Regions from separate parts of the Homo sapiens genome. Here region 1 is linked to region 2. A link is a loop called in an ENCODE intact Hi-C map of the cell type or tissue named here. Cell type or tissue: GM12878. All regions are shown on one strand.

Evidence for each region. Peaks named below come from ENCODE experiments on the same cell type or tissue, not always from the same donor. Only the 100,000 strongest peaks of a DNase experiment are listed, where the experiment ranks them.
Region 1: it touches region 2 in a loop (3-fold over the local background); 3 of 110 quality-filtered maps call a loop at or near these places.

What each region holds. Positions count from the first base shown.
Region 1 is chr21:25,036,647-25,044,646 of GRCh38, reverse strand. All of the region lies in intron 3 of LINC01692 (long intergenic non-protein coding RNA 1692), which reads right to left. Among named protein-coding and RNA genes, the nearest start is that of LINC01692, 200 kb to the right of the region's middle. In GM12878, a CTCF peak has its summit at 4,698 (motif pointing right); a DNase peak (open chromatin) is centred at 4,686; H3K4me3 peaks cover 482 bases; H3K27ac peaks cover 227 bases.
Region 2 is chr21:24,509,791-24,517,790 of GRCh38, reverse strand. All of the region lies in intron 1 of LINC01684 (long intergenic non-protein coding RNA 1684), which reads right to left. Among named protein-coding and RNA genes, the nearest start is that of LINC01684, 85 kb to the right of the region's middle. In GM12878, a CTCF peak has its summit at 3,474 (motif pointing right); no DNase peak of the experiment used is centred here.

The DNA of each region.
Region 1 (8,000 bases), 530 kb before region 2:
ATCTGCATTGTTCTTTTTAGACTTGTGAATCTTTTATGAATTTTTGAAAATTTCATTATAAACCGACATTATATTCCTGAAAGGGCCATGACTGTTTCTGGACATCAAATTCTTAAATATTCTAAGGAGCCAGAGGCAATAGGTTTCTAACAGGCTTTCAGAGTTGTTTTTATTATGATCATTGTTCAACATTCTTGACTTAATTTCAACCTATTTTCCTTTAAAATGATTATTCTTAGTTCCTGCAAATATTCTCTTTGTCATTTGGGCTATATTTCCTGTATTCCACTGTGGTGTTTTGATAAATCTAATAATCTTTCTTCTTAACTGACACTGCAGGGTTTTAAGTTTATCACTTGATTGACATATAATTGCAATGCTTATTTCCTGAATCCCTAATTCCAGCCGTCTGGCTTAAGTACAGTTTTGCTCATTGTTGTATTAGAATAAAATATTTCTCATATTTTGTTTATGTTTCTAAGGCAGTCAACATATTCTCTGCCATGAGAAAATAACATATCTTCTTTTAATCCACTCCTATCTACTCCTGTCCCCCTTTGTTTGAACTGTTTCCATGTCTACAGTGGGACCTTTTTTCTTTACACAAATAGCAATTCAATATTCTGTGCTATAGCTTTTCAATTATACAGACTGTGATGGGCTAAATTGTGTCCCCTGAAAATTCATATGTTGAAGCCATAATCCCCCAGTACCTGAGAATGTGCCAGTATTTAGAGGCAGGGCCTTTAAAGAGATAATTATGTTAAAATGAGATTACTAGGGAGGGCCCTAAACCAAACTGACTGGTGTTCTCCCAAGAAGAGATTTGGACACACACAGAGACATCAGAAGTGTGTGTGCACAGAGGAAAAACCATGAGAAGAGGCAGCAACGGCACAGTCATCCGCAAACCAAGGAGAGGGACTCAGCAGAAACCAGCCCTTCCAACACCTTCATCTCAGACTTCCAGCCTCTAGAATTATAAATTCCTGTTGGTTAAGCCACCCAGTCTGCAATATTTTGTCATGGAAGCCCGAGCAAACTAATGCATAGATAAATAAATTACCTGTAAAAACACATGACACAATAATTAAATGTACATACAACAAACTAATTATATGTAAATATTTTGTGATAAATCGGAAGAAAAGATAGGAGAAATGTTCAACCTGGTTATGTTGTCTGTAAGCCCCTGGGCTTCTGCTGTTAGTGCTTCTATTGAAACTATGTTATTCAAATAAATTCTGAATTCATTACCTTTAAAACCTTAGTTAATGCAGGGATAAATGGAAAATATAAACTCGATTTCTGAGGAAAGATTACGAGCACTCTTATGTTAGTTATGTTTATTGAAAAAGAAAAATGGTTTAAAGAAAAAGGTTATTGAAAAGGAGAATTAGTATCTCCCTACAGATCATTTTTATTCATGTGAGGGAACACGGTAGTCAGGGCGAACACACCTGATCTTGAATTTCAACCATGCTACATCCTCTTTGGAAGACACTGGAAAAGAGCTTGGCCTCGCTGCCTGGATCATAATACTCAGGAGTATCTTTTCTTTGTACATAAAGAAACCTTTTAATACCTCACAGGCTTTTTGTTAGGATTACATGTATGCAGCATGTATGCACCATAACCTAATAGAGTATTTAACACACGCAAGCCATCAGTCTGCTTGCTGGTAGAGATATCATCTTTAAAAAACTCAGTATATGCATTAAGAGAAGTCCCTAGTGGGTGTCCTTAGAAAGATTTTGAGGCAGTTTAAAGGTGGAGAAACATTGTCTTCAAATACATAGTTAAATGACTTAATTTAAAAAAGATTTAAAAGAAAAGTTCAAAACTATGTACATCAGACAATTCATAATAAGTTGTGGATTTGCTATACTTATGATCCGTTATGCCACTTGTTCTTTTTGACACATTTATCTATTCCGTTGACTTTAATCAGACAATGGCAACTCCCTCTTTGTCCTCATATTATTGCCTTGGACTTTTCTAAAATTTCAATGAGGAAGACTACTTTAATCTTAGGAAATCGATAGCTCTACAACTGAGAAAGTCAACATTTAATTGGGTTGTATGTATCAGAGGATAAGTTTATTTTATAGAAAGAAGAAAAGTTATCAAGCTTAGTTATCAGAAATGAAGTTAATTAGTAAATTTCAGAGGTACTTTGGTAATTACTGATTTTAAAAAGAGAAATAAATGGACCCAGGGGAGAGAAAAAAGAAAGAGAAAGAGAGGGAGAGAGAGGGGGAGAGATAGAGGAAGAGAAAGAGAGAGAGATTGGACACAAGCAGAATTATGGAAATTTTATCATTCTTTTGACCACTGGAGTAAGATGAATTAAGTAAGACCACAAGGGAAATTAAGTTAGTAAAAGTCAGGTGTCACCTAAGGCTGGAGTTGTGTCAATGCCACTCCTTGTACCACCACCAACACCCTTACCATAAGGTGATTACAGTTAAATGAGAAAAACAAATGCAAATAGAATAAACAGCAACTAGAGGAGATGATATAAGTGGTCTAATGGGCACCCTTTGTAAAAAGTCCTGAGGAGGGGTCTAGAAGGGGTCTGTGCCATAAATAAAAGTGAGTTTATGAAATTAAAAAGAAAGCCTCCCTTGGATATAGAAAGATTGCCATGTGCTTGAGAGAGCTTCTGGTTAAAGCTCAAGCCTCGTGCTTCTCCCAGTGAGTTGCACTGAAGTCAGTGTAATCAATCAGTCATGTTGTGTGTACTCGTGGAGTCTTTAATCTTTCAGCATCACAGGCTGGGAGGAATGTTCGGGTACAAAATGGCAGAATCTCATCCTTCTGAGCATCTGTGTAAGGAGATTTGGAGAATTCATAGCAATTGCAGCTCCTTTGATTCAGCCTGGTCTCTGCCTTTGCTCTTGCCCAGGAAACCAGTTTTTATCCACAACCAGAGGGAGGCAATAGAGAAGGAAGATCCCCATAATGATTTGCATTGTGTATATTTTGAAAATGACTTTATTAAAAAACAATTGTAGAAAGCATTCTAGTTTTGTAAAAGGGAGAATAAATATGTATATGCATTTTCAGATCAATTTTATTACTTCATGCTTATGAAATTACATGATAACTGCCCTGCTTAGAGAAATAGTAAAATGTTGACATTGATGATCTTTAAATATAGATATGCCAATTTAGGAAGCTAAGTTTCTTGTGTTGACTGACGAATTAACATGGAATTCTGGGTTTTCTAGAGTGTGTTTAATATGATACAATTAAAGTATAATACCTCTGGCTAGTGTGAAATAGAGTGGGCTGTTAGGGAACATAAGTCAGGGACTGTCATGTGAAGCCCTCAGAAACAGATGGAAGATCCTTTGCAAGCCTGGTAACCCATCAAACCTTAGATACTTGGCTTTTTTGGAGACATCTTGTTAAGGTGTTTGGTTAAATTTCAGAAAACTCCAATTCCAATCCCCTTTGTCCAGCACTGACCACTAATTTATAGTAAGAAAACTCATCTAATACTATTTTAATGAAAGGCTGAAAAAAGCAGATGGGCACAAAGAAGTAGATTGCCAATAATTCAGCAAAAGTAAAGTGGCAGTTTTCCCTTGGTGGTACACAGAAAATTTTCCAGTTACACATTGTATTGTGCCCACTCGTAGCTGCCGTTCATGCTTCGTCTTCAAGTATGCAAAATAATTATGGAAAACAGCAGCCTCACAAAAGCCACACTTATAAAGACAGGCATTAAAACTACCTTTCATTCATACTTTTGCCTTGCTGCTGTTTGGAGTTCCTTGTCTAAGAGAACTTCGAAAATCTGTTTGGGATTCCTACCATTTCTTCAAATTCCTCAGAAGAACAATTGTATTCTGGGCAATATGATTAACGTCATAAATATTTCTCGAAGTGGCTACTATTCAGAAAGCTTAAACCCAGCGTAGGTATATGAAAGATAAGCATTGTGAAATGGAGATACTCAAATGAACTCACCTAAGTACTGGTAAACCCTTTGAGTTTTTAATTTTCATCTTTTTTACTTTGCAAGATGGCTGGAAAGTATGATGAGACTAAAAATACATTTCCAAAATAGGATAGATTTGCAAAAAAAAAAAAAAATAGTGTTTTCTCAGCTACATGTTCAATCCTGCAAGATTTTCATGTTTATCTAAGTTTTCTCACATGCCTCAGTTTTGATAACTATGCTTCACATGCAGAGAAGGAAAAAATTCAGGGCTTAATATTTTGTTTCATTTGTATCTTTTCCTTTTTATTTTTTTTTTGCTTGATAAAAGTGCTTACCAAGATCAGTCATGTTTCTCTAAAGGTGAAGACAGGAGGAAATGTGTAAACAATTGGTAGAACAAACAGGAGAGTTGCTTATTTTATTCCATCAATTACGGCGTCCCAAATCATTACAACCTCTTGCCACCTGTTTCTGTCATTGTCTCCTCCCTCCTGCTTCCTCCTTCTTCGGTTCCATTGTTGGAAGGGCTACTCAAAGGTTTCAGGAAACTAATCACACTGCACTGTTTTTAACACGTCTCTGCCCTGCGAGCCTTTCAAACAATTAGTCTCTTTGCAAGTGTTCAAAGATGTAGTACATTTTGCCAAGATTGTAAACTCTCCAGATTCCTTGCTTCCTGTTCCTGATCTACATTAACCCAGTCTTTTAAGGCTTTATTTCCAGTGGCTGATGAGAACAGAGACAGAAGATGGCACTGTTGACTCATTATCAAAAAGTCAGCAATTGCTTTAGAAAAAAAAATCTTCCATGTTAGAAAAACACAGTATTATTAGAAACTGGAAGTGAGACTACATATATAATGAAACCCAATTTTTGAATATTGTAAGAGGAAATATCAATTAAAAATTAGAGAAAGTAAACTAAGCAGTGAGAAAGTCTCACTGACTTAAATTTTCAGGAAGAGCTTGTTTCATATGGAATTCAGTTCTAGTTACATGCAGCAGAGGGATAAGATGAGATACTTGGGGTTTGGTTCAACTCCACTCTCACAAACCACAAGGCATTAGACACATTACTTAACCTCTCCCTGAGTCTAAATGTCCTTATTGTAAAATGGAGATAATAATACTTATTCTGTATGATCATTTTTTGCAATGAATGAGCACATAGTAAAAGTTCATTAATGCTGCTAGAATGTAAGTCTTTGATTATCTTGTTAATAACTCTATCAACACCAAATAGCACAATACCCAACCTAGAAAAGCTGTGTAGAAATTGATTGAGTGAAAAAAACAAAACTTAACTGAATTTTGTGTTAACTTACTGATGGTACTTAAACAAGAAGCAGGGCACATGTAAAAAATAATTAATTGGTTACCAATTTGATCGTTACAGCACTTGGCTATTTCAATCTGTCCTTTTTCTTAGGGAAATTTAATTATTTCCAATTAAACTATTGAAGATGTCTCATCATTAATAGGGAAATTTTTATATAGATTTTCAGAAGCACTAGCAGACAGCTATTTTATTTAGACAGGCAGAAATTAAAGTATTGTTTTTTAATATTCTCTTCTATTTCTTATTATAATTGTAACCATTATACCATAGCCTACCTTTCCTTTGAGAAATTTAAATGGGAAAATAACATATGGTAGAATATTTTGCCCCTCTTGTTTCCCTAAAATTTAAAGCAAAGACACATTATTTGTGCTCAGTCTACACTAATTAAACATGAATATTTTACATTAAGATACATAGAAATGAAAGGCTTACTTATCCTGTAATATTTTACGTTGTCATAATATTAACTTTAAGCATCAGGAGTTATTTAGACATCATTAAATGTATACATGTTTATTTTCATAATCCCTATGTATGTGATAGAGCTATTTAGCAAAAGTCAATTTTCTCTTTTGGGGCACACAGCCAGCCTACTTTCTTGGTCTTCTTTGCATTTGGGTTTGGACATATGACTAAATTGCAGAGAATGGAATGTGCATGAAAGCAATGCATGCCGTTTCTGTATCGACTCTTGTAGGAAGAAAGTATGCTTCCTACCCCAAAAGATCTGTATTTCTTTGTACTCACTAGATGCAAATGACAGATAGACCCTAAAGGGTACAGAGCCACAAAATGGAAAGAATCTGGGTTGATGAATCTCCACATAAAGGAATTCATCCTTTGCTTAGTAACTGCTAGGTAAGTGGGAAATCAGCTTCTCTTTGTTCTATTAGTTTTTATCACCCCAAATAATATGCCTGTAAAAAATAGTGAGCTAGCAATCACAGCATAACATATGATTTACTGTCACTCTTTAGAACATTCTAGGCTAAAATAGGGACACCAAGTAATAAGTGCCTTTTGACAGAAAGGCCAGGATGCTCTGCTCATTCAGCTAATCAGCAATTCTATATAGTATACGCTCACTTTTCATTAACTTATTTTTTTAATTAAAAATACCAAATAGTAGCTCACTGAGTGTTAATATTTGGGTACATTCGCACAGATATCTGGGCTTCACCTCATTATGTTTCTACTCTATTTCCTCCATTAATCTGTCCAATGGAGGAAGGATATTTAAAATTAAAATTGATGGCATCCACTTAAACTTTCCAAAGAGTGGGGAGTGAGGGGCATAATATTTATTTCTTATTCATTACTTTTTCTTCTTCTCTCAGAGTTTAAGTGTAGCAAGAAGGGAGAATTAGAAATCCTATTACAGTATTTTTTTTTTAACCATAGAAGAAGAGGACCCAGAGAGGTGACATGTTGAGTGAAACACAATATTCAGCCTTTAAAGGTACAGACATTCTTCATAAACCTTGACAGATGCATCCAAATGTTTTTGGTGTAATTTACAGTGAGGGTCACATGCTGATTCTTTTCCATTCCCTGCTCCTCACTTCCTGCTCTGTGCCTCAGGAGAATGGTTCATGTAGATGCTGTCTTTCTGGCTTCCAGTTAGACTTAGCTAGGGGGAAGTACTTGCAGAAAGTGGATGATAGAAGGGGAGAGAGGGCAGGGTATCTCTTCTCTTGCTCACCCCCTCTTCTGCACAGGATTTTGGAAAGCCCTGATATGTTCTCTAGCACCTGGAGCTGCTGCCATGCATTCCTTTCTTGCCCTTTCAGTCTTAGGGAAGGAATGGCTTCCTTGCTTTGCCAATCCGTGAGTGTTGCTGCCTCCATTTTTGCTACCTTTAAATAGTCGAAATGGTTGACCAGCAAATGGACACCACAGCATAACCAAGTTGCCACATAAATGTAACTATAACATAAAGCCTGAGAATCTTGGGTTTAGAAATGAAGAGCCATTTCCACAAATGAAGCAAAAGAAGAGCAGGCCTTCTTTTTTTCCATGACCTATGGATAATTTTGCCTAATAATACCATCTATGTAAGAGGGCGATAAAGGAATAATAAGGTTAGAAAAAAAGCAGACCTTCTGTTAAAAATAGACCTTTTTGATAGAAATTCTTTAGCTGAGGTAACACAATGTCTTTTGTCTCAGGTATTATGGTATCCAAAATTGAGTGATAACCCATTAGGGATAGCTGAAGAAAATAGAGATCTATACTGAAGGCAAACGCTAATGTGTTTAAAGTATCCTGAGAGTGAGACCCTCTGCTTTCTGGCAGTTAGCAGAGGTTGTATGTGTTAAAGGCAGCTGGGTTTGTCATCAGTTAAAAGAAACAAGAGAACAAGAATGTGATGTATAAGGCAAGGCAAATGTTCCAGTATCACTTCCCAAAAGTATACAGCCTAAGAACAAGAAAGTCTATGGTTTTGAGTTTTGCAGGCAAAATGGACAATTTAAACAACTTCAAGAGAGCACCTTCTATAGTTTGGGGTTTATGATACAAAACCTCAGTAACTAACTAACTAACTTTGTGCTGGGTGGGGGCTTGAAATTTTTGGTGTTAGGTTTTCTAAAAGACCTTAACCTTTATGAGAGACCTATTAATATTTTAAGGCTTTAAAATGTTATTATGTTTGAGAAAAATAACTATGCAGTCTGTATGGCTATAAAGATAAACTGGAGATCAAAAT
Region 2 (8,000 bases):
GGCCATTTTAACAATACTGATTCTTTTCATCCATGAGCATGGAATATTTTTCTATTTGTTTGTGTCCTCTCTGATTTCTTTGAGAAGTGGTTTATAATTCTTGAAGAGGTCCTTCATTTCCCTTGCTAGCTGTATTTCCAGGTGTCTTATTCTTTTACTAGCAATTGTGAATGGGAGTTCATTCATGATTTGGTTTTCTGCTTGCCTGTTGTTGGTGTATAGGAATGCTAGTGATTTTTGCACATTCATTTTATATCCTGAGACTTTGCTGAAGTTGCTTATTAGCTTAAGAAGCTTTTGTGCTGAGGCGATGCGGGTTTCTATATATGTCATCTGCAAACAAAGATAACTTTACTTCCTCTTTTCCTACTTTTTTCCTTTATTTTTTTCTTTTGCCTGATTGCCATGGCCAGAACTTCCAATACTATCTTGAATAGGAGTGGTGAGAGAGGGCATTCTTTTCTTATGCCAGTGTTCAAGGGGAATGCTTCTGGCTTTTGCCCATTCAGTATGTTATTGGCTACAGGTTTGTCATGTATGGCTCTTACTATTTTTAGCTATGTTCCTTCAATACCTAGTTTATTGAGAGACTTTAACATGAATGGATGTTGAATTTTATTGAAGTCGTTTTCTGCATCTATTGAGATAATTATATGGTTTTTATCTTTAGTTCCATTTATGTGATGAATCACATTTATTGATTTGTGCGTGTTGACCCAATCTTGCATCCCTGGGATGAAGCCAACTTGATCATGGTGGATAAGCTTTTTGATGAGCCACTGTATTCTGTTTCTTAGTATTTTATTGAAGATTTTTGCATCAATGTTCATCAGGGATATTATCCTGAAGTTTCCTTTTTATGTTGTATCTCTGCCAGGTTTTGGTATCATGATGATACTGGCCTCATAAAATGAGTTAGGAAGGAGTTCCTCCTTTGCAATTTTTTGAAATAGTTTCAGTAGAAATGGTACCAGCTTTTCTTAAGATATTTAAGTGATGGATTTGAAAATGGAAGACAGAGTCGTGAGATAAGAAGTACATGCAGTCCCTAGAAGTTGGAAAAGCCAAAGAAACATTTTCCTAGAACATCCAGAAGGAATGCAGCCCTGTCAGCATGTTGTTCCCATGACTTCTGACTTTCTGAATATAAGATAATAAATTTGGGTTGCTTTAAGGCGCCAAATTTGTGGTGATTTGTTATAATAGTAATAGAAAATTAATACCCATGTCAATAATCACAATAATGCAAATGGTCTGAACATCTCAATTAAAGGGCATAACTTTTCAGATTGGATGAAAAAGCAAGACTTAGCATATGCTTGCTCCCACTTTAATGTATGAAACAAATTGGTTAAAACAAAACAATAAAAAATATATCACCTGATAACACTAAGGAAAAGCAAGCTGGGATAACTATCGATATAAGAGAAAACCATTTTTAGAACAAGGAAGATTGCCAGACAAAAGAGAGTCATTTGAAAATAACAGGGTCAATTAAAAATGACATAACATTTATTAATACTTATCAATCTAAAACAGAGTTTTAAAATTAATCAAGGAAAATGATAAAAATGTAAAGAGAAATACAAAATCTAAAATTATAATCAGATTTTAAACATCCTTTCTCAATAGAAAAATTATGAAAAAGGTTACTAAATATGTAGAAAATTTAAACAATACTATCAATTTGACCTAATTGATATTTATGAAACACTTCACTTAGGTACAGTAGAAAAGCACTGTTTAAAATGTAGACCAGATTTTATTACCTAAAACAAATCTCAGTAAATTTAAAAGTATTCAAGTCATACACAGTATGTTCTCCAACTACAAAGAAATTCCATTTAAATCAATAACAGAACAATATCTGGAAAATCATCAAATATTTAGATAGTAAATAATGCTTCTGAACAATTCAAGAGTTCAAGTAAAAAATCAAATGGGAAATTAAAATGTATTTTGAATTGAAAGAAAATTAAAATTCAACATATCAAAATTTGCGGGAAGTAGAGGACACAGCACTCAGGAAATATTGTAGCACTAAGCACTTGGGAGAAAAAGAAGAAAGTTCTTACATTGTTGAGCTCAGTTTACAAATTAAGAATCTAGAAAAATAAAATCAAATGAATCTCAAAGTAGATTGAGTAGATAGAATAATAAAAACAGCAGTTTAATAAAATCAAAACAAGGAAAAAATAGAAGAGAAAACCAAGGAAATCAAACAATCAAATTTATCTGCTTATCTACCACTTAGGATATGAAAGAGGAGAAGAGGAAGAAGGAAAAAGAGAAGGAGCTTCAATGCAAACAAGATCCTGTCTGTCTCAGGGAGTTACTTGCAGACACTTTTGGAATAATGTATGGCCCACGGGAGGAACTCAATAAGTAGTCGGTGAATAAATTAATTAATATTTCATTGAATATATTCTTATAAGAGCATCCTTTTTTTCTGATTAAATAGCATGAGGCATTAGATAGAAAGCATTCTGTGTTCCCAGGTGTGGTGTTGTGGCAAAATATTTTGTGATTAAAAAAAATACTCTCCATAGTTTTTGACATAATGAAACATCATTTTGTTAAATTTTTCCTAGCACAATGTATTATGCAATTGTAGAGAACACGCAGAGCAAAATGAAGGCTGGTCTTAAGTATATGCTACATGAGAAGAGTGAACACTGCCTATAGAACATCTATCCAAACTTCAAGCAAGCAACAAAAGCATTCAGGTGTATTTTAAAATTTAATTTTACTTTTATGTAATGTTTCACTTGTACTTGCCTGTTATGGGGATCACATTATGGATATGTCTAGCAAAAAAAAATGCTATTTCTTGTACAATACACCTGTGCAGAATCACAAGAATTCATGCTACTTCTTTGAAAATATACTATTCAAGGAATATATAGTATTTTACAAATAAGAATATTTTCTTATTGATTCTTATTTAAAAATTCTACATTTTAATTATCTATGGACATTTTATTTTCAAGAGATAAGTTTCTTTAAGGTATTTAATGTCTCTAATCTATGGTTGCTAATTTAAGCTAACGGTTTTCCAAATCTACAGAACTTCACCATATTTAGTATTATGTGAGCAAACCTAAATATACATTTATTAAAATAAATGTAAGATAAATGCATGTTTTAAGTAAAATGTTCTCTTTTAAACTGTCTTAAGCAATGGAGAATATTAACGACTACTTTAGCCAGGAAAATTAGATTCAATCATTCTGTAAAGACACTAGTTTATTAATTTTTCCCTAGTCACATCACAATAATGTCTATTTCCGTGTGAAAGTGCTTAAACTGTAAAAGTAAACAGAATAAAGTGCACAGCAGTTAAGAACCTAACAGATGCATAATTTTGATAATTATTGCACACTTCATTTAACCATAACACAATCACACATCAGCCTGGTCTTTTCTAAAAATATTTGAATATGAAAATACTTTGTTTTCAGCAGCATATTTTACCACTAGGTGGTAGTATCTCCTTTATTCTTCATTGAAATGGCATTCAGCATCTGAAGATCACAATTTCTGTTTATAGATTTAAATAGTGATGAATCAAAGAAAACGCATTATTTGCAGTGAAATTTTGCTTCTTAACCCTCGATATTCTGTAAGACTTCGGCTTTATTTCATGTTTCCAGGAGTCTGGTAAAGATGTACGAGTTAAATGTATTTACAATGGTTATTGTTGATGTTTGTTATTATTAAAAGAATAGGAATGTCATTGAGTTTCTTAATATCTTGAGAGTGGTCTAGACAATATGTATTGCCCCAGATTGAAATAACATCACTCTGTACAGCTGGATTATTTTGATACTTAGGTTATAATTTACAGACTTTCTATCTCACCACCCCTACAAAAATAATTGCTCTTCTATAAATGTTCTACTTGGTGAGAAGGATCAACATTTCAGTATTTTCAAAACAGCAGAAAACACAATGTAATATAATTTATTTTTTTAGTTAAGTATAACAAAAGATTTTACGGGGATATTAGTGAGCTATTTCTCTTCCCTGCTCTTTTCTTTTAATCGGTGTTTATATTGGTTCTAAAGAAGTCCTGAGAATACCTATGACATTGTTATTTTCAATAGTTACCACCATACATTTTATGCAATGTTTTTGGAAATGTGATCTATTTCTACAGATTTACTTATTATGAAAAATTAAACATTCTTAATATGAAATATTGGTAAATTTTTAGAAAGTTATGCTTCTCAAATACAAATGATATATATGTAAACCAGGATAAACAAACTGGAGAACAATTAGGCAATATGTTTGTATTTTGAAAAGATAAATGAGTACTGAATATATATTTCCAAAGAAATATTCAGAAAGAGTGAACAAATCGGCCGTAAAGATGTCTAGTATAGTATTATTTACAACAGTAAAACATTTGATACAATCTCAATATTCAGTAATAAGAACTTGTCAATTTTTCATGATACGTCATACAATGGGAAATAAATATGAAAATACTATTAGATAAGAATATTTATCAACATGAAAAATTTATGGTTAAAAATCAAACTAAATTTTTTAAAACATTAAGAAAATGACTTTTGTAAAATATACTGATGTGTTTATACCTATGTGTGTATCTAAACCCATATGTATAACATCATGCCTCCAAATATTTTTTTGGGTTGGCATATCTGGAAAACAACATTGGCCTTCAGATTAGCTACAATAATAAAATACTTAACTAAATACAGGTATTTCAGAAATTTATTTTTAGAAAATCAACATCAATTAGATTTTCAGGATACTCTAATCAATGATATAGTTTGGACGTGGAATGAGAAAGCACATATTATATCATATCATCCATATTATATCATATCTCATATCATATTCTATCATATCTCATATCATATCTCATATTATATCATATCTCATATTATATCTCATATCATATTATATCATATATCATATCATATATCATATCATATTATATCATATATCATATCTCATATCATATTATATCATATCTCATATGAGATATGATATAATATCATATCATCCATAGAATAAATGATTAAAAACTTAGAGTGGATAGTTAACATAGTAACGGCAAAGTGCAAATCCGATATAGAATAAATTAGGGAATCTCAATCTAAAAGTCGATTTTCAGATGCATATAAGTCCATTTGTCTTTCTTTTGGTACTATGACTAGCAAACTCTTCCTAAGCTCCTCTTAGGTAGAGAACACTAGACATGATGAAAATCTATTATGCATTTTGCAGTACAAGAATCTCAAATAATAAAGTTTACTTCAGCATCCCTAGTAGACACGGAAGGGGCTGCAAGCAGGTGCCGAACTTCATTTGACAATTTTCAGAGTAGGAAGGAAATGAAATGTCAAGGCTAAAGGAAAATAATTATTCTTGCAACTTCCACAAGCATGTTGTCTCTTCTTATCAATTCTTATTTCTAATTACATATGAAGTGTGTACACAAACTAATGTTTACCAAAGAAAACTCTTGAGTATAAGGCCAGTTTCATGTTTTTTTCGTTGTTAATTATTTTTTGATAACTTATTTAATCTACACTTATGAGTGCTCACTTGAAAAACAGAATATCTCATACCACCCTTTTTATATTCATGTTCTTTTCGTAAATTGGTTAGGTGATTTCTACTTCATTTCACAACAACAGTTTTAGTTTCAGTTTTCAAATTTCTGTTTTTTTAATTTGGTACCATTTTAATCCTCATAGCAACCACTTTTTTTTTTTTTTTTTTTTTTTAGACATAATCTCACTCTGTCGCCAGGCTGGAGTGCAGTGGCTCAATCTTGGCTCACTGCAATCTTTGCCTCCTGGGTTCCAGCGATTCTCTTGCCTCAGCCTCCCAAGTAGCTGGGACTACAGGCGTGCACCACCACGCCCGGCTAATTTTTGTATTTTTAGTAGAGACAGTGTTTCACCATGTTGGCCAGGATGGTCTCAATCTCCTGACCCCATGACCTGCCCGTCTTGGCCTCCCAAAGTGCTGGGATTGCAGGCATGAGCCACTGCGCCCAGCCCATAAGCATCCACTTTTATGACACACAATTTGAACATTTAGAAGTCAGTCATGATATTAAAGACTTTACATTATCTCATAATCTACACATTATCCATTTCTGTTTTATTAAAGTAATTAAAATGTTGTTGCCTATTTTAAAGGCATAGGATGATTTTTTTCATAAAATTTTGTAACCTCTTTAAATCACATTTTAGTTGACAAATTACTCTAGGGAGCACAGGCTCTGAGTGAATAGAAAATATCAAATAGCAAAAGCTGTAACTCATTTGTTATCCTTATATTTCAACTAAGCAATTATACTTGATTGAATTACTGTCTATTCACTTAGAATATGACTAAATGATATAGTTGCCACATTTTGAACCAAATTCTGGTTCAAATTATATTGAATTTTTATTTTTGAGACAGGAGTTTCTGTTTAAATAAAAATACACTTTGCATAGCTCAAGCACCTATGTCTTATTCAAATCTCATATAGTTAACAGGTATCCATTTCTAAACAATATTTTTACAAAATAAATGCTCTTCAGATGACACCATTTCATTTCAGGATCTTCGCTAATGAATTTGTCAGTTGTTGTTTGTAATTATTTATGAGCCATTAGCTCAATGTTGTTATTACATCCTGACAACAGTGACATTTTAAAGAGCTTTGGATAATAAAATACACTTCTTATATACAATGCAATGTATTCTCCATTATTTTTATAACAACATGTCTCTAGAAACCAGAATTTCTAATGTCTCCCAATACAATCGTTTGCCATGAAGCAGCGGTTCCTTCTCAAAGTGTTTGTTGTGCCCCAACCAGTAGCACCAGCATAACCTGGGAGTTTCTAAAAATAAAACATTATCGGGACCCCCTTTTACTGAATTAATCAGAAGCATTGGCAATGGAGCTCAGCAATCCATATTTTAATACTTCTCCCAGGTGACTATGATGCATATGGCAATTTAATAGCTATTGTTATATATTTAAAAGAGAGGTAAATAGTGTTTAATTATTATGTTAGTAATGTATGCTTTATGAGATACTCAAAGTTTTCACTTTAAATTACAAAGGATCTGTTAAATTTATGAATGATTAACCTGTAGGTTCAACTGTCCAATATTAGCTCAAATGCTAAACTGTAGAGAATAATAGTGCAGGAGGTGTCACCATACTGCTTCTTCTAGAAACATAGCACGTAGTTGATGCATGTAACAAAGACACATGTTTGAATTTCAGTTTTTTATTAAATGAGAAACATTCTAAGGTTTTCTAGAAAACCATTTACAGTAGGTTAATTTTCTCCCAAGACAACTGTGCCTAAAGACATTCATAAGTAAAAGAAATAATTTTCTGATAATGATTTACCAGGTTCTCCTTGGCAGGGCAGTCTGATGGCCACATTTCAATTAGGACTTGGTGGTACAGTCACCACGAAGAAATAAATGTCACCTGTAGCCTTACCAGTCCTCACTTACAAACATCCTCAATTCTTACTAAGTAAGATAGTCTGCCTTCCATCAATGGCAGTCTTCTTACAGCCTTCATTCTTTTCAGGGGTGTCCAATCTTTTGGCTTCCCTGGGCCACATTGGAAGAAGAAGAATTGTCTTGGGCTACACATAAAATACACTAACACTAATAATAGCTGATAAGCAAAAGAAAAATGCAAACTATTTTCATAATGTTTTAAGAAAGTTTACTAATTTGTGTTGGGCTGCATTCAAAGCCCTCATGAGCCCACATGTGGTCTGCGGGTCGTGGGTTGGACAAGCTTGTTTTAAATCTTCCTCAAGCTATGTAGTTGGTGTTTTCAAAGGTACTGGATTGTCCTTCAAACTATGCATTACTTTTCTATATGTTCATATTTCTAGAGTTGTTAAGGCCCCTTAGTGATTCACAATCACATATCCAAGGAAAAAAGATAGCAACATGTTGTGTTTTAGTATTAAGAATCTGTTGTATTT